Regions from separate parts of the Homo sapiens genome. Here region 2 is linked to region 1. The links are chromatin loops, found by intact Hi-C in ENCODE. Cell type or tissue: PC-3. All regions are shown on one strand. Each heading gives the region's core, and the rest is flanking DNA. Links, peaks and the distances in the headings are about the cores only.

Region 1 (15,408 bases), core at 2,964-10,963:
GAGGATCGCTTGAGCCCAGGAGGTTGAGGTTATGGTGAGCTATGATCACATCACTGCACTCTCACACCTGAAACAGAATAGGACTGTCTCTCTAAAAAAAGAAGAACAAGAAGAAATGAAGATACTTGAATTGAGTCTTGAAGAATGGGTGAGAATTAGGTAGTATGATAAGCTTCCTGGAAAAGTCAAAGAAGGTGGCTTGTGAAGAAGGTGGCAGTGTTTAGAGAAGGATTAAAAGCCTGGTGTGATTGGAGGGGTGTAGTAGATCCAAGGAGGGGGAGGAAAAGAGGTTGAGGATGACAGGAAATGGAGTCAGACTTGGGCCAGAATGTATGCCGTGTTATGGAGTTGGACTTGATAGATAGTCAAACAGAAAGTTGACCCCCTGACAGCTGTAGTAAACCTTGCTGAGGAAGTCTTCACTTAGTTTAGGAATTTTTTTAGTGATAAAGTGAAATCGCATTGGATTGCCTAAGTGTGAACACAGAGCTTCTATGTGAATCATGTTCAGGAAAATAAAGGATTAGAGTAGTGGAATTATTTGTGGGTGTTAGAGATGGGAAATTCAAACTTTCCTGAGTCATGTATGGCTTATGAAATGGATTAATGGCTCAATCTTTTTTTAAAAAAAAAGCTGCATAACAGAAGGCTGTTCTTATGAATGATCTTTCATCAGTTAAAACAACCGTGATGGCTGGCAAAGACTTTGCCATTGAGCTTGAGACTAGACTTACAGAGTTTTGACTTCTCTGTAAAGGCCTCAGTCCATGAATGTAAAATATTCCCATCTCCTTTAAAAGGTGTAATATCCTCTAATATTAGATAAAAATATTAGATAAAAGTGACTCAAATTCTAGTTTTAGTGGTAATAGCCTGCATTTTTTTTTTACTAATTATAATTGACTCATGAGGCACATTAAAAATATGAGATCATTATATAATTCTCAGTATAGATGCCAGAGATTTTCTGCTTCACTTTTAATACCCTTTATACTTATGAGGTAACCCTTCTGTGTTTGAACACGTGTTTCAGAAGCAGGGGGTATTAGTTTTTGGTCATGAGGCGCATTACTCCTTATCACCCCACCTGCACCGCCCCCACCCACACACAGGCACACCCTTCATAAGGCTGTACACACTAACACCTGTACACATGTGCATGTATTCATGGGTTAGCCTAATAGAAAAGAGTATTTACTCACTATGCTTGCTAGTAGATATTGGAAAACTCCTTCTCAGGATGTCTCCAGTGTCTGGAATGAATGTGTCTGGAATGTTACCTGGAATGAATCAGGTATAACCCTCTTTGAAGCCAAAGAACACTCCTAAATTACCTTTAAAGCATGTCTTTAGTCATTATTTTGTTTGTTTGTTTTTGAAACAGAGTCTCACTCTGTTGCTCAGGGTGGAGTGCAGTGGTGTGACCAAGGCTCATTGCAGCCTTGACCTCCCAAGCTCAAGCGATCCTCCCACCTCAGCCTTCCAAGTAGCTGGGTCTACAGGCACATGCCACCACACCCAGCTGATTTTGTTTGTCTGTTTGTTTTTTGTAAAGACAGGGTCTCACTATGTTGCCAGGGCTGGTCTTGAATTCCTGGACTCAGGCAATCCTCCTGCCTTGCCCTCGCAAAGTGCTGGGATTACAGATGTGAGCCACCGTGCCCAGCCTAGAAATAATTTTTAATTTCTGTAAACAGATTTCTTTTGGATTCTTTTAAAAGTCTTATTGTGCCTTTAAAGTTGCTTTTATAAGATGTAAGAATCATAGGATACATATTTATCTTTTTTCTTTCTTTTTTTTTTTTTTGAGATGCAGTCTCGTTTTTCCTCCTAGACTGGAGTGAAGTGGCACTATCTCTGCTCACTGAAATCTCCACCTCCTGGGTTCAAGTGATTCTCCTGCCTCAGCCTCCTGAGTATTACAGTATTACACCTGAGATTACAGGTGTATACCACCACACCCAGCTAATTTTTTTTATTTTTAGTAGAGATAGGGTTTCACCATGTTGGCCAGGCTGGTCTTGAACTCCTGACCTCAAGTGATCCGCCCACCTCAGCCTCATATTTATTTTTAAAAGTTCAGCTTCTTTCTTTGGTATATGGTATAATTCAATCGAATGACATCGTCCAATGTCTTCTATCTGATCAAAGCTGAAGAATTTCTATCCAGTAGTCCCTCTGCCTTGTGATCTTGGGTGCTGATTTTTCTTTTGGCTGAAGAAAAGCCAAGGTTCAGATGTTCTAGTGCTTCCCAGTATTCGCTGAGTCGTCTCTGGAGGACCAGGTTGGTAGGCAGGAGGAGGGAGGTTTGGAATCTGGCTGAATCTGTGCCTGTTTGTCTAGGAATGCAGACATGGAGATGACTCTGGAGCGAGCAGTGAGTATGCTCGAGGCAGACCACATGCTGCCATCCAGGATTTCTGCTGCAGCTACTTTCATACAGCACGAGTGCTTCCAGAAATCTGAAGCTCGGAAGAGGGTGAGTGTCATCTTCAGTCCATTGCAAAGCGCAACACACTTTCACTTCTATTATGGTGACTTTGCACACTGAAACCAATAATTTATTTAAATTTTTAAAAATTGGGACCGTGCGTGGTGGTTCACGCCTATATTCCCAGCACTTTGGGAGGCCGAGGCAGGTGGATCACAAGGTCAAGAATTTGAGGCCAACCTGGCCAACATGGTGGAACCCCTGTCTCTACTAAAAATACAAAAATTAGTTGGGTGCAGTGGCAGGTACCTGTAATCCCAGCTACTCGAGAGGCTGAGGCAGGAGAATCACTTGAAGCCAGAAGGCGGAGGTTGCGGTGAACTGAGTTCGCGCCACTGCACTCCAGCCTGGGTGACAGAACAAGACTCCATCTCAGAAAAAAAAGAAAAGAAAAAATCAACCGGGTGCAGTGGCTCACGCCTGTAATCCCAGCACTTTGGGAGGCCAAGGTGGGCAGATCACTTGAGGCAAGGAGTTCAAGACCAGCCTGGCCAAATGATGAAACCCCAACTCTACTAAAAAAAAATACAAAAATTAGCCATGTGTGGTGGCACATGCCTGTAACCCCAGCTACTTGGGAGGCTGAGGCAGGAGAATTGCTTGAACCCGGGAGGCAGAGGCTGCAGTGAGCCAAGATTGCACCACTGCACTCCAGCCTGGGCGACAGAGCGAGACTCATCCTGAAGAAGAAAAAACAAACAAAAACTTAATTGAGGTCTTTTACTTTAAAAGAAAACAGCCACTCATTACCAAAAATATTTCCTGCAATTCGGAAATGTAGAAAGTAAGTCACTACACAAATTTCCCTCTTCTTTTCCTGTCTCCCCAACCTCTCCATTTAGAACCATCCCCAGAGGCAAGGGTTTTGCAACTTTTTTTCATTCAGTGATTCCATTAACATTTGTAACAATTGTTCAATGAATTGCTTTGTGCATATATGTTTTGACACTTCTGTTCCTGTAGGACAGATCCTCAGAGATGGAATCAATATGTTATTTTATATTTGTCTTAAAAAGTGATACATTTGTGAGGGAGGAGGAATCACAGCTCAAAAAGGTGTTCAGTGAAAAGTAAGTCTCTTCTACTCCAAACTCCAGCCTATATATTCTCTCTGTTCTGTCTCTTTCAATCTCTCTCACACACAAACACATATATCAATTTTTTTATCTTTCCAGAGATATTTTATACACGAAGAAACAATTGTTGAAACAGTTGATTGAGTTTCCTTTTTAAAACATGAAATCATAAATGATAACTTACTACTTATAATACTTTATTTTTTTATACCGTATCTTGGAAATCTTCAATATGTATTAATCTTACTCATTCTTTTAAGATGCTGCATAGATTTCTGTTGTCTAAATGTATCAGTTTTGTTGGTTGATTTTTTAACTACCTTATTGAGGTACAATCTGACATAGTTTTGACAGGTTTGACACTAAAACCATCATCACAATCAAGATAACAAATATATCCATTACCTCCAGCGTTTTCTTGTGCCCCTGTGTAATCCATATAATCCCTCCAGCCCTCAACCTACGAACAGCCTCCCAAAACAACCAGTGATCTGCTTTCTTTCTATGTTTTGAGACAGGGTCTCACTGTGTCGCTTAGGCTGGAGAGCAGTGGTGTGATCACAGCTCACTGCAGCCTCAACTTTCTGGGCTCAAGCAATCCTCCCACCCCAGCCTCCTGGGTAGCTGGGACCATAGGCGCACACAACCATGCCCAGCTAATTTTTGTATTTTTTGTAGAGATGGGGGTCTCACTATGTTACCCAGGCTGGTCTGGAACACCTGGCTCAAGCAGTCCTCCTTCCTCGGCCTCTCAAAGTTCTGGGGTTACAGGCGTGAGCCACCATGCTCAGCCATGATCTGGTTTCTGTCACTATAGATTGAATTTTCTCGAATTTTATATAAATGGAATCATATAGAATATAAGATTTTTTTGGTTTGAATTATTTTACTCAGAGTAAGTCTTTTGAGATTCACCCATTTCGTGTTAATCAGAAGTTTTGGCTATTACAAATAAAGCTACCGTGAACATTTGTATACAAGTCTTCATGTAGACATGTGCTTTTATTTCTCTTCAGTAAATACCTAGGAGTAAATGCCTGGATGGTATGGTAGGTGTATGTTTGACTTTTTAAGAAACTGCTAAACCATTTTACAAAGTAGCTGTGCCATTTCACATTCCCACTCACAATTTATGAGAGTTCCAGTTCCTCCTCATCTTAACATTTGATATAGTGAGCCTTAATGTTAGCCTGTAAGTTTGTACAGGTGTTTTACTGTGGTTTTAATTTGCATTTCCCCAATGACAAAGGGGTTGAACTTTTTTTTTTTTTTTTTTTTTTTTTTTTTTGAGAAAGGATCTGCCTCTGTTGCCCAGGCTGGAGTGCAGTGGCACAATTTTGGCTCATTGCAACCTCCACCTCTCGGGCTCAAGTGATCTTCCCACCTCAGCCTCCCAAGTAGCTGGGCCTACCGGTGCACTACCACACCTTGCTAATTTTTGTATTTTTTGTAGAGATGGGGTTTCACCATGTTGCCCAAGCTGGTCTCCAACTCCCAAGTTCAAAGGAGCCAGCTACCTTGGCCTCCCAAAGTGATGGGATTACAGGCATGAGCCACCACACCCAGCCAGAACATCTCTTTATGTGTTTATTTGCCACTTACATATCTTCTTTAGTGAAATGTGTATTCAATTCTTTTGCCCATTTTGTTTTGTTTTGTTTTCTTATTATTGAATTTTGTAAGTTTTTTAATATTTTCTGTATACAAGACCTTTTCTAGATATATAATATGAAAATATTTTCTCCCAGTTGTGCTCTGTTTTTTCATTCTCCTAATAGGTTTTCATTTTAATGGGATTTAATTTATTCAGTTTTTTCCCTTTATGGTTTCTGCTTTTCATGTGTATCCAAGAAATGTTTCTCTATTCAAAAGTTAGAAGATAATCTATATTTTATCCTAGAAGTTTTGTAAATGTTATATATTTTAGTTGTTCTATGGTCCATTTGTGGTTAATTTTTTATATATTGTAAGATGTGGACTGAAGTTCCTTTTTTTGGTATATGTAAATTTAATTGTTCAGGTGTCATTTGTTGCAAAGACTTTTATTTCACTGCTAAATTGTCTTTGTATCTTTGCTGAAAAGGAATTGATCAAATATGTGAGTCTATTTCTGGACTGTGTATTCTGTTCTATTGATCTATTTGTCTTTTTTTTTTTGAGACGGAGTCACTCTGTTCCAGACAGGAATGCAGTGGCGCAATCTTGCCTCACTGCAGCCTCTGCCTCCCGGGTTCAAGCTATTCTCCTGCCTCAGCCTCCCAAGTAGCTGGGATTATAGGCATGTGTCACCATACATGGCTAATTTTTGTATTTTTTTTTTAGTGGAGTCGAGGTTTCATCATGTTGGCCAGGCTGGTCTTGAACTTCTTGCCTCAAGTGATCTGCCCACCTTGGCCTCCCAAAGTGCTGGGATTACAGGCATAAGCCACTGCACCCAGCCGATTTTTTTTTTTTTTTTTTTTCTGAGATGGAGTCTTGCTCTGTCACTCATGCTGGAGTGCAGTGGCATGATCTTGGCTCACTGCAACCTCCGCCTTCTGGCTTCAAGTGATTCTCCTGCCTCAGCCTTCTGAAGAGCTGGGATTACAGGCAACTGCCACCACACCCGGCTAATTTTTGTATTTTTGGTAGAGACAGGATTTCACCATGTTGGCTAGGCTGGTCTCCAACTCCTGACCTCAAGTGATCCACTCACCTCAGCCTCCCAAAGTGCTGGGATTACAGGTGTGAGCCACCACACCCAGCCTGTAAGATTATTTTTGAATGTTTACTATTCCCAAGTATTATTTCCTAAATGAATTTTGAGAAAATTGATTTTTTGAGGATACCATGGAAAACTGGGGATGTGAAACATTCTTACGTCCTAGTGCAAATAAATATGACTCAAGTCAACCACATCCTACTTTCAAAAAGCCTTCACCCAGAAAGGGGCCAACTTCTCATCATCTGATTCAGAGAAACAGACATGTTAGATAATAATCCCAGAGTAATTAGTCTTCAGCAAAGATGAAGACTATTTGTCTGTCTTATTCAAATTCCACAGTCTTGATTACTATCGTTTTATAAGTCTCAAAAGTAGGTAATGTTAGTCCATCCATTTTATTCTTTTTCAAAGTTTTGTCTATTCTACAACTTCAGCAGTTCCATTTGAAGTTTAGAATCAGCTTGTCAATTTCTTAAAAAATAATTGCTGGGATTTTGTTAGAGATTGCACTGAATCTGTAGATCAATATGGAGAGAATTGACATCTTAACAATATTGAGTCTTGTGACCCATGACCATGGTACATGTTAACATCTATTTAGGTCTTCAGTTTTTCTCAGCAGAGTTTTATAGTTTTTACTGTAGAGGTCTTTCATGTCTTTTCTTAGATTTATCCCTAAGTTTATCATATTTCCAGATGCTATTATAAATGGTACTTTTTAATTTCTATTTTTGGTTGTTCATTGCTAGTATATAGAATAGATAATATATATATAATATATATATTTACGTGTGTATGTGTGTGTGTGTGTGTGTGTGTGTGTGTATGTGTATAGTACTTGCTAGAACCTCTCCTACAATCTTGAAAAGAAGTGGTGAGCGTGGGCATATTATCCTGTTTCTGATCCCAGGGCAAAAGTATTCAGTCTTTCTTTCACCCTTAAATATTATGCTACCTGTAGGTTTTTTATAAATGACCATATCAAGTTGAAGAACTTCCCTTCTACTCCTGCTTTAATGGAGTTTTTGAATCACGAATGGATGTTGGATTTAGTCAGATGCTTTTTATGCATTTATTGAAATATTTTTATGGTTTTTAATTTTAATTTTGCCATTATGGTAAATTACCTTGATTGATTTTAAAATGGTATTCCATTCATAAACCCCACCTGGTTATGATGTACTGTCACTTTGTAGGTTTTATGACTAGATTTGCTAAAATCTTGTTAAGAAATTTTACGTCTGTGTAAAAGACATGATCTGTACTTTTAGTGTCTGTCTGATTTTGAGTTGTGGGTAATACTAGTCTCATAGAATGAACTGGGAAGTATTCCCTTCTTTTCAGTTTTTTGAAAGAGTTTGGTTAGAAATGGTATTATTTCTTCCTTAAATGTTTGGTAGACTTCAGCAGTGAAGACGTCTCAGCCTGAAGATTTTTATGTGTGAGAAGGTTCTTAGCTGCAAATTCAGTTTCTTGAACTGCTGTGGGGCTGTTTAGACTATCAGTGGCTTTTTTAGTGAGCTTTGGTAATTTGTGTCTTTCAAGGGAGTCTTTCAAGGGATTTGTCCATTTGATCTAAGTTGCTCCAGTGCTCTTTATTTGTTTGTGTAGATAGTGTGATCCTTTACCTTTACCTGAAAATTTTTATTTTGTTTTGTTTTTTACGAATCCACTTTTATTTATTATTGTTTCATTAGTTTAAATCCTTGAGGGGTACAGCATCACTCGGACTCTGTGTCCAATAGCTCTAGCAGGAAGATTGCTTCGGAATTTGGCACAAACCATGCCACTGTGTTCATGCGCCCAAGTTACCTTTCCCCAGATTACTCTGGTTTTGTTTGGTTTGCTGCCAGGAGTCACCGTGTTGTTCTTTGCTTTGTATACATAAGGACATCTCTTGCCCAAGTAGAATTCTGTTTCATCTCGGGCATAAACACCTTTAATTTTAAGAAGAGATGTGTTCCCTTTTGTTCTGGAGACCGCACTTATAGCCAGCAAAAATGGCCTCGGACTACAGACTGCTTTCCAGTCGTATTTCCATTTAGAACATTTAGAAGTCCCGTTCCTAGCCGGTCTCCACAGGATCCAAGATGGCGAGGCAAGAATACTTCTTTATTTCTTTCTTTATTTCTTTATGAGACAGAGTCTCACTCTGTCACCCAGGCTGGAATGCAGTGGCGCGATCTTAGCTCACTGCAACCTCCACCTTTCGTGTTCATGCAATTCTCCTGACTCAACCTCCCGAATAGCTGGAATTACAGGTGCCCGCCACTATGCCCGGCTAATTTTTGTATTTTTAGTAGAGGTAGGGTTTTGCCATGTTGGCCAGTCTGGTCTTTCACTCCTGACCTCAAGGGATCCACCCGCCTCTCAAAGTGATCCACTTGGGTCCTCCTGAAGTGATCTACCTCCCAAAGTGCAGGGATTAGAGGTGTGAGCCACCGTGCCCAGATGATCTGAAGAATTTTCTTTTCTTTTCTTTTCTTTTTGAGACGGAGTTTCGCTCTTGTTGCCCAGGCTGGAGTGCAATGGCACGATCTTGGCTCACTGCAACCTCCACCTCCTGGGTTCAAGCGATTCTCCTGCGTCAGCCTCCCGAGTAGCTGGGATTACAGGCATGCGCCACCATGCCCGGCTAATTTGTATTTTTAGTAGAGATGGGGTTTCTCCATGTTGGTCAGGCTGGTCTCAAACTCCCGACTTCAGGTGATCCACCTGCCTTGGCCTCCCAAAGTGCTGGGATTGCAGGTGTGAGCCACCATGCCTGGCCTACCTGAAGAATTTTTTTTAAATATTTATTTTAGTTCATCACCAGCAAACCTGCATTATTTCAGCTTCTGTATGTCTGAAAAAGAATTTCATCTTTGCTTTTGAAAGGTATTTTCACTGGCTTTAGAATTCCAGGTTAACAGTTTCTAAATATTAGTACTGAAAGTTGGCCACGGCGTGGTGGCTCACGCCTGTAATCCCAGCCCTTTGGAGGACTGAGGCGGGCAGATCACTTGAGGCCAGGAGTTCAAGACCGGCCTGGGCAACATGGTAAAACCCTGTCTCTACTAAAAATACAAAATTAGCCAGGTGTGGTGGCGGGTGCCTGTAATCCCAGCTACTTAGGAGGCTGAGGCAGGAGAATTGCTTGAACCCAGGAGGCGAAGGTTGCAGTAAGCTGAGATCACACCACTGCACTCCAGCCTGGGCAACAGAGTGAGACTCTCTCTCTGTCTCAAAGAAAGAAAGAAAGTTGCTCCACTGTCTTCTCACTTGCATCACTTGCATTGTTTTAGATAAGAAATCTCCTGTCATCCTTATCTTTCTTCCTCCATACATGAGTCTTTTCTTCCCACCTCTGGCTGCTTTTAAGATTTTCTCTTTCTTACTGGTGTTGATCAGTTTGGTCACATGTGCTTTAGTGTAGTTTCTCTTAGTTTTTTGTGCTTGGGAGTTCACTGAGCTTCATAGATTTGTGAATTTCTACTTTGCATCAAAATTAGAAAATTTTCACAGTTTTTCTATTCCTCCTTTGGGAACTACAATTACATACACGTTAGGCTTCTTTAGATCTTTCTTTTTTAGTCTTCTTTCTCTGTGTTTTTAGATAAGTTCAATTCCTATGCTTTACATTTGCTAATCTCTTAATATGTGTTTAATATGCCATTAATACATTAATGTGTTTAATATGCCATTAATCTTACTCAGTGTATTTTTTCTTCATACATTGTAGTTTTCATCTCTAAAATTTAGATTTCAGTGTTTTTATGTCTTCTATGTTTCTATTTAACATGTTCTATCTTTGCTCAAGATTTTTGAACATATGGAAGACAGATAAAATTGCTACCTTAATGTCCTTGTCTGCTAATTCTAATATCTGTGTCTATTCTAGGTAGCTTTTGATTGATTGGTTTTTCTCCATATTATGGGTCATATTTTTCTTCTTCTTTGCATGCCTGGCAGTTTTTATTGGCTCCTAGGCATTGTGAATTTTATCTTGTTGGATGCTGGATATTTTTGTAAATATTCTTGAGCTTTGTTCTGGGTGCAGTTAAGGTGCTTGGAAACAGTTTGATCCTTTCAAATTCTGCTTTGTTTGTTTGTTTGTTTGTTTGTTTTGAGACAGAGTCTTGCTCTGTCACCCAGGCTGGAGTGCAGTGGTACAATCTCAGCTCACTGCAACCTCCACCTCCCGAGTTCAAGTGATTCTCTTGCCTCAGCCTCCCAAGTAGCTGGGATTACAGGCGCATGCCACCATGCCCGGCTAATTTTTGTATTTTTAGTAGAGATGGGGTTTCACCATGCTGGCCAGGCTGGTCTCAAACTCCTGACCTCGTGATCTGTCCACCTTGGCCTCCCAAAGTGCTGGGACTACAGGCATGCACCACCGCGCCCAGACCAAATTCTACTTTTTAAAAAAAATTTTACTTGAAGCTTTGGGATACATGTGCAGTGTGCATTTGTTATATAGGTATACATGTGCCATGGTGGTTTGCTGCATCTATCAACCTGTCATCTAGGTTTTAAGCCCCGCGTGCATTAGGTATTTGTCCTAATGCTTTCCCTCTCCTTGCCCTCAAATTCTACTTTTAAGATTTGTTAAGTGGAACCAGAGCAGCATTTATTCTAGAGATAATTAATCCCTGCTTCTTAAGGCAAGACACTTCTGAGAACTCTATCTAATGTAGCAGGAATTTTTGAGATTTTTCTGGCTGGCTGATAAGAATAGTCATTGTTCCTAGGCCTGTGTGAACATGAGGAGCTGTTCCCTTAAATCCTTTTGGATGATTATTTCCCTGGCCTCAGACAGTTTCCTCATACCACATGTACTAATTAATACTCTACTGAATACTAGCAGGCAGGTCCTCTGCACATCTCAGGAGTTCTGTTTCTGTTCAGCTCTTTTCTCTGTGGTACTCTTTTCTGCAAAAATTAGCTCCTTTGGTCTTCTCAAACTCTGAGCTCTGTGCCCTCAACTCTGTTGAGTTTCACTTAAGTTTTCTCTCACTGCCCCATAGCCTGGGAACTCTCCCAAGGCAGTGATATCTAAGGGATCGCTATCCATCATTTACTCATTTTCAGTTATTGAAACCATTGTATGTTTTGTCCAATTTTTGTTTCAGGCAGTAAGTTGAGTTGTTAGTTACTATCGAGTCATTTTTAATTTTGATAAATAACTCCCCAATAAGTCCTCCCAAAAATTGTACAAATTTACACTCCCATCAACATTTTATCAGAGTGTTCATTTCCATGTACCATTACTACCACAAGGTATTATTCTTTTGTTTGTTTTTGTTAATCTGATAAGCAAAAATAGGCATTTCATTATCATAGAAATTTTCTTATATTTGAAATCAAGACTAATAGTTGTCCAATCAAACAGTTATTGAGGGCCAGGTATAGTGGCTCATACCTGTAATCCCAGAACTTTGGGAGGCCAAGGCAGGCAGATGACCTGAGGTCAAGAGTTCAAGACCAGCCTGGCCACCATGGTGAAACCCCATCTGTGCTAAAAATACAAGAATTAACTGGCATGGTGGCATGCACCTGTAGTCCCAGCTACTCAGAAGGCAGAAGCAGGAGGATAGCTTGAACCCAGGGGGCAGAGGTTGCAGTGAGCCAAGATCATGCCAGTGTACTTCAGCCTGGGCAACAGAGAGAGACTCTGTCACACACACACACACAAAAAAAAAAGTTACTGAGAAAAATATTTTTTAAAATGATAAAATAAACGCTTTTATAGAATTTATCATCATCTTGCATGCATAAACTATGCCCATTATAAATCATCTGCCATTTTTAGTTTAAGTTTAAAGTGGAATGAGAACTTAATGGAACTAATTCATCTGAGTTCAAATCCTAGTCTCTTACATTAATTCTATCCATCACTAATTACAGAGCTCTCTTAAGCTTTTCACCTTTATCTAGTCTTTCCAAAGCATCAAATTAATTTTCAGAGAAATAAGTACTCTTTCTATACTTATATTTCATCCATTTATAGAATAGGTAAGTAAATTACATAATTATAACAAATACAATTGACATAAATACCCTGGGAAGCAAACCTAAATTACTGTTGGTAAACATGTAACTCAACTGGTAGAAATAGAAGTGCAAAGGCTCAAATAGAGTAACCTACCAGCTTTGATAGTACTCTGAGAATCAAGGAGGTTTCACAGAGGGAAAAGAGAATGTTGTTGGTTAGCCTTGCAGGTCAGTCAAGTAAGGATCACACAACAGAGCTTCTGCTGATTTTTTTTTCACTTGAATTCATTAATTATTCATGAAGTTGAGCACCTTTTGGTGTGGTTTTTGACTTTGTATTTCTTCAGTGAATTGTCATTTTTAATCCATTGTGTATTTTTTCTACTAAGATATATCTCTTTCTTAATGACTTACAGTTCTTTACCTATTACACATATTAATTTGTTGTTACATATGTGGCAAATAGTTTCTCCTGCTTTATTTTTGTTGTTGTTTTTAACTTTGTTTTTTGTATCTTTCATCATGCAGGATTTTAAAATTCTTATGAGATCAAACTAAATATTTTTCATCTCGATGTCTATATTTTAGATATTGCTTTAAAAGACCTATCCCTACATCTAGACTTTGCCGTTTCAAAAGTTGTATAATTATGGAGCATTTCTCACTGACCCTTTGCCTATTTGTTCCGTAGGAAGAATGAATAAGGATTTTAGAAGACATTTAGCTAGTGATGAACATTCTTTATACATATAGGTGAAGGGAATGGGGCTGAATATTGATCCTTTAATAGCTAGTCAGAGATAAATCTTTAAATCTTTTTTTATTCCTGGTTTTTTGGGGCGTTTTGTTTGTTTGTTTGAGACAGGGTGTTGTTCTGTTGCCCAGGCTGGAGTGCAGTGGTGTGATCATGGCTCACTGCAGCCTTGACCTCTGGGGGTCATTCCTCCCACCGGAGCCTCCCAAGTAGCTGGGACCACAGGCATGGACTCGCCTGGCTTTTATATATATTTATATATATATATATATAAATATAAAATATATATAAATATATATATATATATATATATATATATATATTTTTTTTTTTTTTTTTTTTTGTAGAGATGGGGTCTCCCTGTGTTCCCAGGGCTGGTCACAAACCCCTGGGCTCAAGCAGTCTTCTCACCTCAGCCTCTCAAAGTGCTGGCGTTATAGGCGTGAGCCACCACACCAGGGCCTATTCCCAGTTTTTAAAAACTGGGCATCATTACGTATGCTTCGATTTTGTAGTACAAATTACTGGAATTTTTATTCTGTTTCCCAAGTTGGGCTAGATTTCTACTATCTCTTAAATTACTAATTTGATTAAAAATATCATTTTGCTTATACATAGGATTGAAGTTGTTTGCTGGCTTGACTGTCACTCAGAGATAAAGGTAGAACAAAGACTGGTTTTGAGAATGATGAAACATGAAAATTATATGCAAACCTAAAAATGTATATGCTTCATAGAAAATCTAAGAAGTATAATATCACAACCCAAGAACATTTGAAAAATCCTTCTTAGGTTAAACATGGTGCTATAGTTTTTAAATGTATGTATAAGAGAAAATTATAATTTGGACATAGAGATCAAAATTTTAAATCATAATACTTTTAAAACCAGTAGCAGCTTTTCAGTCCTCATTTTGTTTGATTAGGATTCTTGGTATTTGACGCTGTTGATCTCTCTCTCTCTCTCTTTTTTCTTTTTTTTTGAGACATGTTCTCACTCTGTTGCCCAGGCTGGAGTGCAGTAGCACTATCATGGCTCACTGCAGCCTCAACCTTCTGAGCTCAAGCAGTCCTCCTCTCTCAGCCTCCCGAGTAGCTGAGACTACAGGTGCATGCCACTATGCCCAGCTAATTTTTAAACATTTTTTGTGCAGATGGGATCTCCCTGCATTGCCCAGGCTGGTCTCAAACTCCTGGGCTTAAGCAGTCTTCCCACCTTGGCCTCCCAAAGTGCTAGGATTACAGACATGAGCTGTTGCGCCTGGCCTGAACATATTATCTTCTTTTGCTTTTCTTCTCTACTCTCCAACCCTCCCTCTGTCCTGTTGGGCTGGGAGGCAGGACATTGGTGGTTTAATCATGGACTCTGAAGAGTCACTGCTAGCTGAGTTTGAATCCCAGCACCCTAATTACATAGGTGCCCTTGGGCAAGATATTTTACTTCTCTGAGCTTCAGCTTTCTTACCTATAAAGTAGAAATAGTTCTCCTACCAAGAGTTGTCCTGAGAATGCAGTCAGATAATGGTGCACTGCCTGCCACAAGGCAATAACTCCGGGCAAATTGTTCCCTGTCAGTGAACGGTAGGAGGGTGGTTCACCCAGGTAATTTCACACCAAAACGTGAACACTCTTTGAATCTTCTTTTTTTTTTTTTTAATTATACTTTAAGTTCTAGGGTACATGTGCACAACGTGCAGGTTTGTTACATATGTATACATATGCCATGTTAGTGTGCTGCACCCATTAACTCGTCATTTACATTAGGTATATCTCCTAATGCTATCCCTCCCCTTTCCCCCTTCCCCATGACAGGCCCCAGTGTGTGATGTTCCCCGTCCTGTGTCCATGTGTTCTCATTGTTCAGTTCCCACCTATGAGTGAGAACATGGGGTGAACCTTCTTTTTTCCTTACCTCTCATAGTCACTCAGTCTTCAGGTCCTGTTAATGCTACTTCTAAAAGTATTTGGAATCTACCCACATCTTTCCCTCCCTACTCAGAGATACTGTCTTGGTCCCAGCACCATCTTCTGTTAATCCAGCTGTCTCCAGATTAACATCCCTGTCTCCATTCTTATCCATTCCTAATAGTCTCATGCTTCACAGCCCCCAGGGAGACCTTTCCAATAACTGCCCCCATTGCCTGCAGGATAAAAGACAAATCCCTTAATTTAGTCTGTAAGACCCTTCTTAACGTGGTCTTATTTTCATGCCTGTTTCATATCTCATCACTGAAGTAGTCACTGCCATAAGTATCTTGCAAAAACTTACTATAAAACAAATTCAAGTTTTTGATAAGAAATTTGAGAAATTAAAAAACAAAAAAGGAAATGCACCCATAATCTCACCATTATCATTTTGGTTTTGTTCTCTAATTTTTAATGCATATACTTACATATCTTCAATCAAATTG
Region 2 (15,408 bases), core at 4,091-12,090, 52 kb before region 1:
ATCATGTCTTTTGCAGGGACATGAATGGAGCTGGAAGCCATTATCCTCAGCAAACCACTGCAGGGATAGAAAACCAAACACCTCATGCTCTCACATATAAGTGGGAGCTGAACAATGAGAACACGTGGACACATAGCAGGGAACAACACGTAGTGGGGCCTGTTGGTGAGGGCAGAGGGAAAGCATCAGGAAGAATAGCTAATGAATGCTGGGCTTAATACCTAGGTGATGGGATGCTCTGTGCAGCCACCACCATGGCACACATTAACCTGTGTAACAAATCCGCATATCCTGCACATTTATCCCTGAACTTAAAATAAAAGTTGAAGAAAAAAACATTGTTAATGAGGCAGATGACTCTGGAGGAAACATTTTGCAAAACCATCCAACAGAATGCCTCCTCATCCCTAGAGGACCCGGTTCCTGGTCCCTCAACTGCTTCTTATGTTTCTTTCTCACCTGAAAAAAATAAAATACAGTGGACAGTAACCTTTTAATCAAAACGCAGCATGGTAGTTAGAGACATTAGGCCCTAACGGAGGGTGGAGGTTGGGAGGAGGTAGATAAATCTGGAAAAACAACTAATGGGTACTAGGCTTAATACCTGGGTGACAAAATAATCTGTACAACAAACCTGCGCGTGTACCCTTGAGCTTAAAATAAAAATTTTTTAAAATTGTTCAAAGTTGGCCAGGCACAGTGGCTCACGCCTGTAATCCCAGCACTTTGGGAGGCCAAGGCGGGTGGATCATGAGGTCAGGAGATCGAGACCATCCTGGCTAACACAGTGAAATCCTGTCTCTACTAAACACACAAAAAAAATTAGCTGGGCGTGGTGGTGGGCGCCTGTAGTCCCAGCTACTTGGGAGGCTCAGGTAGGAGAATCCCAGGAGGTGGAGGTTGCAGTGAGCAGAGATTGTGCCACTGCACTCCAGCCTGGGTGACAGAGCGAGACTCCGTCTCAAAAAAAAAAAATTGTTCAAAGTTATGATTTTAAGATTAAAATTGAAGTGTCAGTAGTATGTGAGAAAGGTTAAAGGTGAAATAAAACTATGTGTTGGCCCTGACCAATTAGGAAGTCGTTGCTACTGCCCAATCAAGAGAACAAAACTTGGGAACTTGTTGTAGAAGGCAAGAGAGGGAGAAAAGAAATGAACCATTGCATCAAGATTTTGAGCCTGAGTTTTCCTAAGAAACTGAGGGAAGCATGAGTCATAGACAATTTTAGCAAAGTCAAGAGAAGGACCAAATGTTGATGGACACAGAACGAGTTTGGGCTTAACCCAGTGTGATGGTTTATATTGACTGCCAACTTGATTGGACTGAAGGATGCAAAGTATTGTTCCTGTGACGGTGTTGCCAAAGGAAATTAACATTTGAGTCAGTAAACTAGGAGGGCAGACCCACACTCAACCGGGGTGGGCACTGTCTAATCAGCAGCCAGTGCAGCTAGGATAAAAGCAGGCAGAGGAACTTGGAAGGACTGGACTGGCTGAGTCTCTCTTGCTGGATGCTTCCTGCCCTCGAACATTGGACTCCACGTTCTTCAGGTTTTGGACTCTTGGACTTACACCAGTGGTTTGCCAGGGGCTCTTGAGCCTTCAGCCACAAACTAAAGGCTGTACTATTGGCTTCCCTATTTTTAAGGTTTTTGGGACTCCAGCTGGCTTCCTTATCCCTCAGCTTGCAGATGGCCTGTTGCGGGACTTCACCTTGTGATGGTATGAGTCAATACTCCTTAACAAACTCCCTTTCATATATACATCTATCCTATTAGTCCCTCTAGAGAACCCTGACTAATACGCCTAGCTGTTAAGACTTGAAACTTCACCATCATCTTTGTTTCCTCCCCTCAACAAATAACCAGTATGCATTCAACTAACTTTTTTTTTTGAGCCAGAGTCTCACTCTGTTGCCCAGGCTGGAGTGCAATGGCATGATCTCGGCTCACTGCAACCTCCACCTGCTGGGTTGAAGAGATCTCCTGTCTCAGACTCCTGAGTAGCTGGAATTACCGGCACGTGCCACCACGCCCAGCTAATTTTTGTATTTTTAGTAGAGATGGGGTTTCACCATGTTGGTCAGACTGGTCTCAAACTCCTGACCTCAGGTGATCCGCCTGCTTCAGCCTCCCAAAGTGCTGGAATTACAGGCGTGAGCCACCACACCCAGCCTCAACTAACTATTTTTTGAGCATTCATTCTTTCTAAATTAAAACAATAAAAGACAGCAGTAGTTCACAGAAGCCACACTTCGCAATTTCTACCCTCCTTTCCATTTTATCAGCCATGGCATTTCCCAGTCTCCCTACCTTCGGCCTCATCCTCCAGCAGTATGTCTTACACACCACTGCCAGTTACGTCTTCCCAAAGCACAGGCCTGATGGTGTCTTTTGTTTTCTTGACAACTTCCGTTTATTGCTGAAGAAAATATCAAGCCGTCCACAATGTGCTCCCAGTCTACCCTTGCTGCTTTCTCTCATGTTTAGTGGGTGCTTAAGAAACACTCGTGGGTCATGGGGGTAGAGGGGGTAGGAGTACAATGGCTTGGCAAAAGGACAGTCATTACTGGCTATGATATAAATTTTTATGCTCCAGTCTATAATCCAAGAATATGTCATTTTGTTCAATCCACTTTAGCATCTAATTGGGTAAAAGTGAAAACTCAGTCCTCTTATTTGGGGCTTTTAAACAATGTCTTAGGGATTTATAAAGTTCCCAGAGTTTCAGAGTTAGGAACACTCAGTTTAAGGCAAAGCCAGGTATTCTTTCCTCATTTTGGAACTGTTTCTTACTCAGAAGCTAAAGAAAAATATTCATTAATCCCTACCAGTTTTTCACATACTAATGTGAAATGCAGAGGCATTTTAGATTGATGCCTCATCACTTAGTCATTCATAAATGTTAGAACATTCAGCTCAAAAATAGATAAAGTTCTCGCCCTGTTTATTATTTCTGATCATTCCATTGTCTACAGCAGCAAGTCCACGGCCCACCAGATCAGCTGACTGCTGTTTTTAGTGTCTATACAAATTTTTCTCTTCACAGTTTTCTAAAATGTATCTGCCAACCAATGGTGACATAAAATTAGTAAGCATTAAGGAAATAAACTGAGGACTAGTTATTTCCCCCATATAGAAGGTGGTAAAAGCTACGATTTAAAATGAAGGGCCACGCGCAGTGGCTCATGCCTGTAATCCCAGAACTTTGGAAGGCCCAGGCAGGTGGATCACCTGAAGTCAGGAGTTTGAGACCAGCCTGGCCAACATGGTAAAACCCTGTTTTTACAAAAATATTTTTAAAAATTAGCCGGGTGTGGTGGCACATGCTTGTAATCCCAGCTACTTGGGAGGCTGAGGCAGGAGCATCACTTGAACCCGGGAGGCGGTGGTTGCAGTGAGTCGAGATTGCACCACTGCACTCCAGCTTGGGCGTCAAGAATGAAACTCTGTCTCAAAAATAAAATAAAATAAAACATTTCATTTTATGTTCAGATTGTAGAAGCATAGGACAGATATAATGAATAAAAGGTAAGTAAAATGACATTTGAGAAACACGAGGAGGAAAAGCAACCAACATTTCTCGGGCATTGAGGAATATGTCCTGTAGTTCCCACACTAGCCTGTGATTAGTGGCTAATCTAGCTGCATTGTCTTCAGCAGAGTGTCCTTAACCAAATCTGTTGGTTCCACCTACACAATGATGGTCCCTGGAACCAACGGTAATCCCATTTCCTCTGTGCGCTTTTCTTTATAATTGATTGTTCTTCCTCTGCATAACTACATATACTTCTCTTGTCTACATGTCCGTTAATAGCCTAACTTCCTCTTCTCTTTTGTTTGTAATTTGGGTGTGTCCATGTTACTTAGCAAATGTATTTCTTAAAAGTTTGTATATCAAATATTTATGAACTTAGTCATAGTATAAATGTACTGGTGAAATTGCCGTTTAAAGACATCTTTGATGAATGCTATTATAAGGTAAAAATCCTGAAAGTAGGCCTGGCACGGTGGTTCACGCCTATAATCCTAGCACTTTAGGAGGCCGAGGCAGGTGGATCACCTGAAGTCAGGAGTTCAAGACCAGCCTGGGCAACATGGTGAACCCCGTCTCTACAAAAAAAACAAAAATTAGCTGGGCGTGGTGGCAGGCACCTGTAATCCCAGTTACTCAGGAGGCCGAGGCAGGAGAATCATTTGAACCCGGGAGGCGGAGTTTGCTGTGAGCCAAGATCACATCATTACACTCCAGCCTGGGCTGGAGTCATGAAGGAAGAGGCCCCATGAATGAGATTAGTGCCCTCATAAAAGAGACTCCAGGCCAGGCATGGTGGCTCACACCTGTAATCCTAGCACTTTGGGAGGCTAAGGCAGGAGGACTGCTTGAGATCAGAAGTTCCAGACCAACCCGGCCAACATAGTGAGACCCCATCTCTATTTTTTCAAAAATAATTAAAAACCAAAAAATTACAATTAACAGAAAGGAGACAACAGATAACTCATGGCCCTATCTGCCCTGTCTGTGAGGAAGCAGGCCCTCACCAGACACCAGTCCTTTGATTTTGGACTTCCCAGCTCCAGAACTGCGAGAAATAAATTGCTTTTCCTTATAAGCCACCCAGTCTATAGTAATTTGTTATAGCAGCCCAAACTAAGACACGAACTTTCCAAACCTACTTTTACTTTTTTTTTTCCTAAGCAAGACATCTTAAGCATTGTTATTCTTTGGATACCTAAGTTTTAGCTCACCGCAGATGGTTATGAAGGGAGTCTCGACCTTCATCACAGACTCATTGAGTTTTCTTGGCATCAGTCTGCAGCATTCTTACTTTTAAGTTCACAGTACTCTCTTTTTATGAGTCATATAACTTTAAATGCACTGACAGTTTCATCATCATTATCATAGTTTTAGCATGTAGAGTTTAGTTTAGGCTCTCTTTGAATTCACTGAAACCACCTGGTCCTAGAAACAACTAAACAAAGGTGTTTATATTGGAAGCACTCAAAAAGATCAAATGTCAGGGTCAAATCCTGTTTGTTGTTTTCTTCATTCTTTTAGCATTTCTGGTGAATGAGGTATGCAAGAACTGAAGAATACATGCTCTAACTGATGGGAAAGAGAAAGAAGGCAAACGACATCTTATTTCAGTCATTTAAAAATCACAAAGTTTCAAATGAAAAGGAGAATCCCCTAAAACCACCACTTGGTGTCACTGCTGTAGCTCAGCCCCCACTTCAGAGGAGAAAAGAAGCCGGTGCCCTCCTAAATCAGTCGCAGGAAAAGAAAAACAAGGGGAATAATGTTATATATTTTCATGGATTTTTTAAAAGGTAATCTTTTATTTTATTTTCTTTTATTTTATTTATTTATTTTATTTTGACTGAGTCTTGCTCTATCACCCAGGCTGGAGTGCAGGGGCGCAATCTCAGCTCACTGCAACCTCTGCCTCCTGGGTCCTGCCTCAGCCTCCTGAGCAGCTGGGATTACAGGCAACCGCCACCACGCCCGGCTGATTTTTGTATTTTTAGTGGAGACAGGGTTTTGCCATGTTGGTCAGGCTGGTCTAGAACTCCTGACCTCAGGTGATCCTCCGGCCTCGGCCTCCCAAAATGCTGGGATTACAGGCATGAGCCACCACACCCGGCTTCAATTTTAAATTGGGTTATTCCATCATGTTTCTTTTTCTTGCTCTGTAGAGAGAGGAGAATTACAAGAAGGGGCTGAACAGATACTACTGGACACAGGCAAACATTTAGGGCCCATTTCTGCCATTCTCAAATGTAGATTTGCATCAAAATTCATCTAAGGATCTTTTTAAACACACAGATCACTGGATTCCACCCTGGAACTAAGAATCAGAGTCACTGGGGTGGGGTACAGGCATTTATATTTTTATAAGTTTCTCAAAGTGATTCTGAATATTAGTGAGGTTGAGAAATCTCTGTTCTACTTTGCCCTACATCTCTCTTAATTTATAATATTAGAGAATGAAAGCTGACCTCTCTGATTCTATAAAACCCAACAATTTTATATTTTCACATCCTCACATGTCACTCAAAATGAAGTTTTGGATGTACACTATCCTTCACTCATCCCTTCTTTCTTTCACCTTCTTTTCTTCATGTCACCTCTTTATTTTTCTCTTCCTTAATTATTATATAGTGTATACTCGCTTCATAACAATAATTATATATTATGCTTTACTTACATGTCTATTTTCTAACTGAAGGAAAACTGAGCTGGCCTCACATCCCTTTGTTATTTGATTCTCTCTTCTATGATGAGCACTATCTTAGTTGCTCATCAGCAGCATTATTCCTCATTAAAAAACAAAAAACATCCTTTGTTGGCCAATTATATGCCTGATTCTATATAAAACATTTCACATACACATATTTTTTCACAAAACTCTATGTGGATAGTACCATTAACACACCTTTACAGATGAAGAAATTTAAGCCAAAATAATGCCACTCCACCCTTAATTAACTCAGTCTTAAAGTCTGAAATACTAATGCAAATACCTTGTCTGGTTTTCACTCTCTCCTCTAGATGCTGCTTTGTCTCACTAGAACTATCACCTTGCTGCTGACCAATTAATTGTCCAGTGTGCAGACTTCAAGGAAAATTAGACTAAAAGTTAAATATAAAAAGCTCTATATAATGGCCGGGTGCAGTGGGTCACACCTGTAATCCCAGCATTTTAGGAGGCCGAGTGGGTGATCACTTGAGGTCAGGAGTTCAAGACCAGCCTGGCCAACATGGTGAAACCCCATCTCTACCAAAAAATACAAAAATTTGCTGGGCATGGTGGTGTGCACCTGTAGTCCCAGCTACTTGGGAGCCTGAGGCACAAGAATTGCTTGAACCCTAGAAGCCGAAGTTGCAGTGAGCTGAGATCATGCCACGCCACTACTCCAGTCTGGGCAATAGAGTGATACCCTGTTTCCAAAAAAAAAAAAAAAAAAAAAAAAAAAAGCTCTATGTAATGACATAAGATGCAATCTTCTTGATGAGTAGTATTGTTTTTGGTTGCTAGGGAAGAAAAGCCAGGGGCAAACCACAGAACTGTAAGCCAACTGCCCTTTAATAATCCAATAAACTTAAGATATTTCACAATATTTTGCTGGGAGTGAGGGACAGAACAACCTGTACATTGGACAAAGAACCCAATAAGTGACCCCCACCTTTGGATAATAAATTGAAGGTGTTGAAGTTGATGTATTTTTGTTTGATAAATCTTGTAGTCTTTCAATAACAGTACATTTTAGCTCTTCTGTAGGAAATGTCAACAATCTCAAATTTCTTGCCTGCTTTCAGACTTCAAAGGAGATGGGTGACTAAAAACAGACTCACCCAACCAATCATTTATGTAAGAAATACTGATTTGATTTTAGCACACTGCCTAATTCTGCCTTCTTCCTGACACAACAACTGGGAAGAATATCAAAGCAAAAATTGCATTGCTAAGTCTGATAATAGCCAAAATAATGATTATACTAGCACCAGATACTCGAAACACTGCCAACAGAAAGAAAACAGATATTGTTCATTTTGCTTACTTGAGTAAAACCGAAAAAGAAATTCTGAATCCCTGCCGAGTGCTAGGGCCTATATCTGGTGATCATCCAGCTGTGATTTTTTTTTAATTGAGGTGACATTTATATAACATAAAATTAACAGTCTTAATTCAATGGCATAATTACACTCACAGTGTTGTACAACCACCACATCTAACTAGTTCCTAACTGTTTTTTATCACCCCAAAAGGAAACCCTATACCCATTGAACAGTCACTCCCCATTCCCTTCCCCTCCAGCCCCTGGCAACCACCAATCTGCTTTCTGTCTCTATGGGTTTACCTATTCCAGATGTTTCATATAAATGGAATCATACAATATATGACTGTATTAGTCCATTTTCACACTACTGATAAAGACATACCCGAGACTGGGAAGAAAAAGAGGTTTCACTGGACAGTTCCACATGGCTGGGGAGGCCTCACAATCATGGCTGGAGGTGAAAGGCACTTCTTACATGGAGGCAGCAAGAGAAAATGAGGAAGATATAAAAACAGAAACCCCTGATAAAACCATCAGGTCTCGTGAGACTTATTCTTACTACCACAAGAACAATATGAGGGAAACCACCCCCAGGATTCAATTATCTCCCACCAGGTCCCTCCCACAACACGTGGGAATTATGGGAGTACAATTCAAGATGAGATTTGGGTGGGGACACAGAGCCAAATCATATCATTCCACCCCGGCCCCTCCAAATCTCATGTCCTCACATTTCAAAACCAATCATGCCTTCCCAACAGTCCCCCAAAGCCTTAACTCATTTCAGCATTAACCCAAATGTCCACAGTCCAAAGTCTCACCTAAGACAAGCCAAGTTCCTTCCCCCTGTGAGTCTGTAAAATCAAAAGCAAGCTAGTTACTTCCTAGATACAGTAGGGGTACAGATATTGGGTAAATACAGCTGTTCCAAATGGGAGAAATTGGCCAAAACAAAGTGGTTGCAGGGCCCATGCAAGTCCAAAATCCAGTGGGGCAGTCAAATTTTAAAGCTCCAAAATGATCTCCTTTGACTCCAAGTCTCACATCCAGGTCACACTGATGAAAGAGGTGGGTTCCCGTGGTCTTGGGCAGCTCCGCCTCTATGGCTTTGCAGGGTACAGCCTCCCAGCTAATTTCAAGGGCTAACATTGAGTGTCTGTGGCTTTTCCAGGTGAATGGTGCGAGCTGTCAGTGTATCTACCATTCTGAGGTCTGGAGGATGGTGGCCCTCTTCTCATAGCTCCACTAAGTGGTACCTCAGTAGGGACTCTCTGTGGGGGCTCTGACCCCACATTTCCCTTCTGCGCTGCCATAGCAGAGGTTCTCCATGAGTGCCCTGCCCCTGCAGCAAACTTTTGCCTGAGCATCCAGGCATTTCCATACATCTTCTGAAATCTAGGCAGAGGTTCCCAAACCCCAATTCTTGACTTCTGTGCACTCACAGACTCAACATCATGTGGAAGCTGCCAAGGCTTGGGGCTTGCACCCTCTAAAGCCACAGCCCAAGCTCTACGTTGGTCCCTTTCAGCCATGGCTGGAGCAGCTTGGACAAAGGGCACCAAGTCCTTAGGCTGCAAACAGCCTAAGTTTCATGGGCCCAGCCCATGAAACCATTTTCTCCTAGGCCTCCAGGCCTGTGATGGGAGGAGCTGCCGTGAAGACCTCTGACATGCCCTGGAGACATTTTCTCCATTGCCTTGGTGATTAACATTCAGCATCTCGTTGCTTATGCAAATTTCTGCAGGTGGCTTGAATTTCTCCTCAGAAAATGGGTTTTTCTTTTCTATCACATTGTCAGGCTGCAAATTTTTTGAACTTTTATGCTCCACTTCCGTTATAAAACTGAATGTCTTTAACAGCACCCAAGTCACCTCTTGAATGCGTTGCTGCTTAGAAATTTCTTCCACCAGATACCCTAAATCATCTCTCTCAAGTTCAAAGTTCCACAAATCCCTAGGGCAGGGGCAAAATGCCACCAGTCTCTTTGCTAAAACATATAAGAGTCACCTTTGCTCCAGTTCCCAACAAGTTCCTCATCTCCTTCAGGGACCACCTCAGCCTGGACCTTATTGTCCATATCGCTATCAGACTTTTGGTGAAAGCCATTCAACAAGTCTCTGGGAAAGTCTCTGGGAAGTTCCAAACTTTCCCACATTTTCCTATCTTCTTCTGAGCCCTCCAAACTGTTCCAACCTCTGCCTGTGACCCAGTTTCAAAGTCACTTGCATAATTTCGGGTATATTTTCAGCAATGCCCCACTCTACTGGTATCAATTTACCATATTAGTACATTTTCACGCTGCTAATAAAGATATATCCAAGACTGGGAAGAGAAAGAGAAGAGGTTTAATTGGACTTACAATTCCACATGGCTGGAGAGGCCTCAGAATCATGGCAGGAGGCAAAAGGCACTTCTCACATCATGGCAACAAGAGAAAATAAGGAAGATGCAAAAGCAGAAACCCCTGATAAAACCATCAGATCTCATGAGACTTATTCACTACCACAAGAACAGTATGGGGGAAACCATCCCTATGATTCAAATTATCTCCCACCGATTCCCTCCCATAACACGTGGGAATTATGGGAGTACAATTCAAGATGAGATTTGGCTGGGGACACAGCCAAACCATATCTCCTAACTTCTGTGTCTGGTTCATCTACTTAGCACAATGTTTTCAAGGTTCATCCATGTTATAGCATATATCAGTACTTCATTTCTTTTTATGGCTGAATAATATTCTAATGTATGTATATATCACAATTTGTTTATCCATTCATCTGTTGATAGATATTTGGGTCTCCACCTTTTGGCTATTGTAAATAGTGTTGCTGTGACATGTGAGGGCCGGGCGTGGTGGCTTATACCTATAATCCCAACACTTTGGGAGGCCAAGGTGGGTGGATCACTTGAGCTCAGGAGTTTGAGACCAGCCTGGGTAACATGGCAAAACCCCATCTATACAAAAAATACAAAAAAATTAGCCAGGCTTGGTAGCACACACCTGTGATCCCAGTTACCCAAGAGGCTGAGGTGAGAGAGTCACCTGAGCCTGACAGGTCAAGGCTGCAGTGAGCCATGATCATGCCACTGCACTCCAGCATGGGCAACAGAGTGAGACCCTGTCTCAAAAAAAAAAAAAAAAAAGACGTGCTTATGTATTTGTTTGACTATCATTTTTCAGTTCTTTTCGGCATATACCTGCTATAGTCTGAATGTTTGCATCCCCTCAAAATTCATAGGTTGAAACCTAATCCTCAATGCAATAGTATAAGAGGTAGTTGGAAAAGGGAGAAGTAGCTTTATAGCCTTTTCAGATAATGTGGGCATTTGCTTTAATGTTACATGAAAACTCAACAGATAGAAGAATCTTAAAGGCTGGTTGTGGCAGGGCACAGTGGCTCACACATGTAATCCCAGTAAGCTGCGAGGTCAAAGAGGGCAGATCACTTGAGGTCGAGAGTTAAGACCAGCCTGGCCAACATGGTAAAACCCTATCTCTACAAAAAATACAAAAGTTGGCCAGGTGTGGTGGCACACACCTATAATCCCAGCTACTCGGAAGGCTGAGGCAGGAGAATTCCTTGAACCCAAGCGGTGGAGGTTGCAGTGAGCCGAGATCACACTGCTGCAGTCTAGCTTGGGCAACAGCGTGAGCTCTATCTAAAGAATAAAAAAAAGGTTGCTTGTAATGTGGAATCTGAAACTATATTAAGTTTTCTTAATCAATTACATTAAAATCTATCTGTCTACTTTGCACTTTGAATAGATCTTTCAATCATGCATGATCATAACATTATAGATGTTGTTACCTTGAGTTATGTGTCTCCTCCACATGTTGATACATATATTATACAATGGCAAAAAAATCATATTTGTTAATACAACCATTAATCTCATTAGAAAAATATGGGAAGCTGGCTGGGTATGGTGGCTCATGCCTGTAATCTCAGCACTTTGGGAGGCCAAGGCGGGCAGATCACCTGAGGTTGGGAGTTCAAGACCAGCCTGGCCAACATGGAGAAACCCCGTCTCTACTAAAAATACACAATTAGCTGGGCGTGGTGGCACATGCCTGTAATCCTAGCTACTCAGGAGGCTGAGGCAAGAGAATTGCTTGAACCCGGGAGGCAGAGGTTGCAGTGAGCCAAGATCGCGCCATTGCACTCCAGCCTGATCAACAAGAGCAAAACTCTGTCTCAAAAAAGAAAAAAAAAAAAAAAAGAAAAATATGGGAAGCTGAGCATTCCAGGTCACAGTGGTGATAGATACATGTTGCTATGGTTTGGATGTTGTTTGCCTGTCCCCACCAAAACTCATGTTAAAACTTGATTCCCAATGTGGCAGCGCTGGGAGGCAGGGCATACTGGGAGGTATTTGGGATATGGGAACAGATACTTCATGAATGGCTTGGACTGTTTTCCCAGTAGTGAGTAGGTTCTCACTCTTAAGAGACTGGATTAGTCCTCTTGGGAATGTAGTAATTCTTGTGAGAAAGTGTTATTATAAAACTAGGACAGGGCGGGTGTGGTGTCTCACGCCTGTAATCCCAGCACTTTGGGAGGCCAAGGTGGGCAGATCACAAGGTCAGGAGATCGAGACCATCCTGGCTAACACAGTGAAAACCCGTCTCTACTAAATAATGCAAAAAATTAGCTGGGCGTGGTGGCAGGTGCCTGTAGTTCCAGCTACTCGTGAGGCTGAGGCAGGAGAATGGCATGAACCCAGAAGGCGGAGTTTGCATTGAGCCGAGATCGTGCCACTGCACTCCAGCCTGGGTGACAGAGCAAGACTCCGTCTCAAAAAAAAAAAAACAGGACAACAATCAGATTTTCCCCTCTTTATACAGGTCTGCTTACCTTTTGACCTTCTTCACCATGTTGTGATCCAACGTGAAAGCCCTTACCAGAAGCCAGGGCCATGCCTTTGGAGTTCTCAGCTTGCAGAACCATGAGCTAGATAAACCTCTTTTCTTCATGGATTGCCTAGTTTCAGGTATTCTTTTATAGCAACACAAAATGGACTAAGACACATGTTTTCCAAAATTCTAATTTTTTACCTAAAACCTTGAATCTTGCAATTTGTAACAAATATTTGTAGTTGATATCCTTGAATTGACATGCTTAATTCACTAATTTTCAAGAAAATACCTGCCAGTTACCCAAGCCTGAATAACTGTATTGTGTCAGTCATTCTTACAAGTAAAAATTGATATCAAATGAACAAAGGTGCTAGTTTCACTTAGAACTCAAACATTGCACGAATGCTTCTCAAAACAATCCTCACACTTCTAAGTGCAGCAGAAGTAATTCATGTGTAATTCTAAATTCATCATATAGAATATTTTTTAGTTTTGACACGGAGTTTCACTCTTGTTGCCCAGGCTGGAGTGCAATGGCACGATCTCGGCTCACTGTAATCTCTGCCTCCCGGGTTCAAGCGACTCTCCTGCCTCAGCCTCCTGAGTAGCTGAAACTACAGGTGCCCGCCACCATGCCTGGCTAATTTTTGTATGTTCAGTAGAGACAGGGTTTCACCATATTGGCCAGGCTGGTCTGGAACTCCTGACCTCAGGTGATCCACCTGCCTCGGCTTCCCAAAGTGCTGGGATTACAGGTGTGAGCCACCACGCCCGGCCTAGAATTTTTAAAAGGTATGTACTTGAGGGTCAAGGTTTAACAAAATTAATAATTTTTATGGTTCCATCAAGGACAACTCTAAATAAAACTGGTATCTCCTTTTTTACTGCAAGGATATGACAATGAAGAATACAATAACTACTAGTTCATTGCTAGCAATTTTACCCACCATTGCTTTTTATCATCAGGGCAAATGTCAACACAGGGAAAAAGGTAGATAAAGTCTCTGTATTATTATGAAAATAGTTTTACTTTGCAGAACTCTCTGAAAGGGTCTCAGAAATCCCTAAAAGTCTGTGGACCATGATTTTAAAACCATTAATTTAAATTTATAGACTAGCTAGAAAAATGTATACAGGAATATCTTTTTAAGAACAGGACTAGAAATTTGGAATTCCCAAGAAAATCAGTTGAAAAGCTGTCTTCTATCAGTTAATTTACATATATTACATAGATCCACAATTCGTCTGTATTACAAGAGTTGCTTGTGTTAAGACCTATAGGAGACTGAGACTAAGAAGGGAAAAGATGTAGTCTTTTTTTTTTTTTTGAAACTGGGTCCCACTCTGTCACCCAGGCTGCAGTACAATGGTGTTATCATGGTTCACTGAAGCTTCAATGTCCCCGAGGCTGAAACGATCCTCCCTCAGCTGAAGGGATCCTCTCTTCTCAGCCTCCCAAGCAGATGGGACTATAGGGGAACGCCACCATGCCCAGCTAATTTTTTTCTACTTTTTTTAGAGATGTGGTTTCGCCATGTTGCTGAGACTACTCTCAAACTCCTGGGCTCAAGCAATCTGCCTGACTCCCAAAGTGTAAGATTACAGGTGTGAGCCACCACGCCCAGCCTAAAAGAAGCAGTCTTTTTTTTTTTTTTTTTAAGACAGTCTCGCTCTTTTGCCCAGGCTGTAGTGCAGTGGCACCATCTCCACTTGCTGCAACCTCCGCCTCCTGGGTTCAAGCAATTCTCCTCAGCCTCCTGAGTAGCTGGGATTACAGATGCATTCCACCACACCCAGCTAATTTTTGTATTTTTAGTATAGAGACAGGATTTTGTCATGTTGGCCAGACTGGTCTCAAACTCCTGACCTCAGGTGATCCACCTGCCTCAGCCTCCCAAAGTGGTGGGATTACAGGCGTGAGCCCCCACACCTGGCCAAAGAAGCAGTCTTTACCTTCTAAACAACCAAACTTTTCAGGGGTCTTATGAATGGTGCTAAACATCCACCCTATATAACAAGTGCTTTTGCTACCATTCCCTCCTCTGTATCTGGCTGAGGAAACACAGGCTCTAGAGCCCTGAATTCTCTTTTTGATCCCATAATTCCTACACTGTACCTGTGGTCTCTTAGTTTGTCAATCCATCTCCACTTTCTTTTTCTTCCAGCCCATTCCAGAGATGACAAATAGACTGATATCTCAGAATCATACCTCTGAGCACGGTCAGTCCCCCAAAACTTTCTGTGACTCTCCACAGAATTCTGCGGTTTTCTTATAGAGTCCCCAGAGACATTTTTCCCCCTTTAAACAATATCCATACATTACCAAAGTTTGAGAATGTTGTTAAATACAATCCGCAGTCTTAACATTCAAGGCCTTTGGAGTTTGAACCTTAATTAAGTTTATTGCTTCTAAACTACTAATCCTTTTTATCTGTGATTTCCAAAATTGGCTATTCCTTAGAATCACCTTGAAAGCTTTTTGAAGCTACAGATTCCAGACCCCACCCTTCAGAGATTCTGATTTATTTCATCCGCAATGGAGCTCAGAAATCTGTATAATTTTTTAAAGTTTCCTCTTTGATTCTAATATTCAACTGAGTCTGGGAACACTAGCTTGAATTATTCTAGTCACACTGGTTTCCTTGTTAACCTTCCAACTATTACCCTTTTCCACCTCCACACTTCTGCTCTCTCTTACCCTCTACCCACTTGCCACCTAATCAAATCCTACCTACCCTCAAGCCCCTGCTCACTTAACACCCAACCATAGCCTCTACAAATCCTCCGATTACACCAATCTGAAAGCAATCTCTTACTCCTGCGACTTCAGAAATATTATTTATCTTTCCAATTTTGTGACACCCTTTACCACCTCCTTTATTTTTGCCTTGAGTAATTTTTGACATACTATTGTTATTTCACCTTTGACATATTTTGCTTTATGAGGAGACATATTTTGTACCCCTATCTGCAGCGAAAGCCCCTC

What was found. A loop is a pair of places that touch in the nucleus more often than their neighbours do. Peaks named below come from ENCODE experiments on the same cell type or tissue, not always from the same donor. Only the 100,000 strongest peaks of a DNase experiment are listed, where the experiment ranks them.
Region 2: a loop joins it to region 1, with 7 times the contacts of the local background. A loop is called at or near these places in 6 of 110 quality-filtered maps.

The regions. Positions count from the first base shown.
Region 1 is chr12:32,855,998-32,871,405 of GRCh38, reverse strand. PKP2 (plakophilin 2) reads left to right here. Exons shown (of 13, transcript NM_001005242.3): 4 at 2,344-2,479. It also overlaps the pseudogene RPL35AP27. Among named protein-coding and RNA genes, the nearest start is that of PKP2, 33 kb to the left of the region's middle. RefSeq lists a silencer at 154-354. In PC-3, for the core only: no CTCF peak of the experiment used is centred there; a DNase peak (open chromatin) is centred at 6,475; H3K27ac peaks cover 1,372 bases.
Region 2 is chr12:32,909,117-32,924,524 of GRCh38, reverse strand. No RefSeq gene overlaps it. Among named protein-coding and RNA genes, the nearest start is that of PKP2, 20 kb to the right of the region's middle. In PC-3, for the core only: CTCF peaks have their summits at 4,967 and 5,168 (motif pointing right); DNase peaks (open chromatin) are centred at 4,844, 7,184 and 7,284; H3K27ac peaks cover 2,461 bases.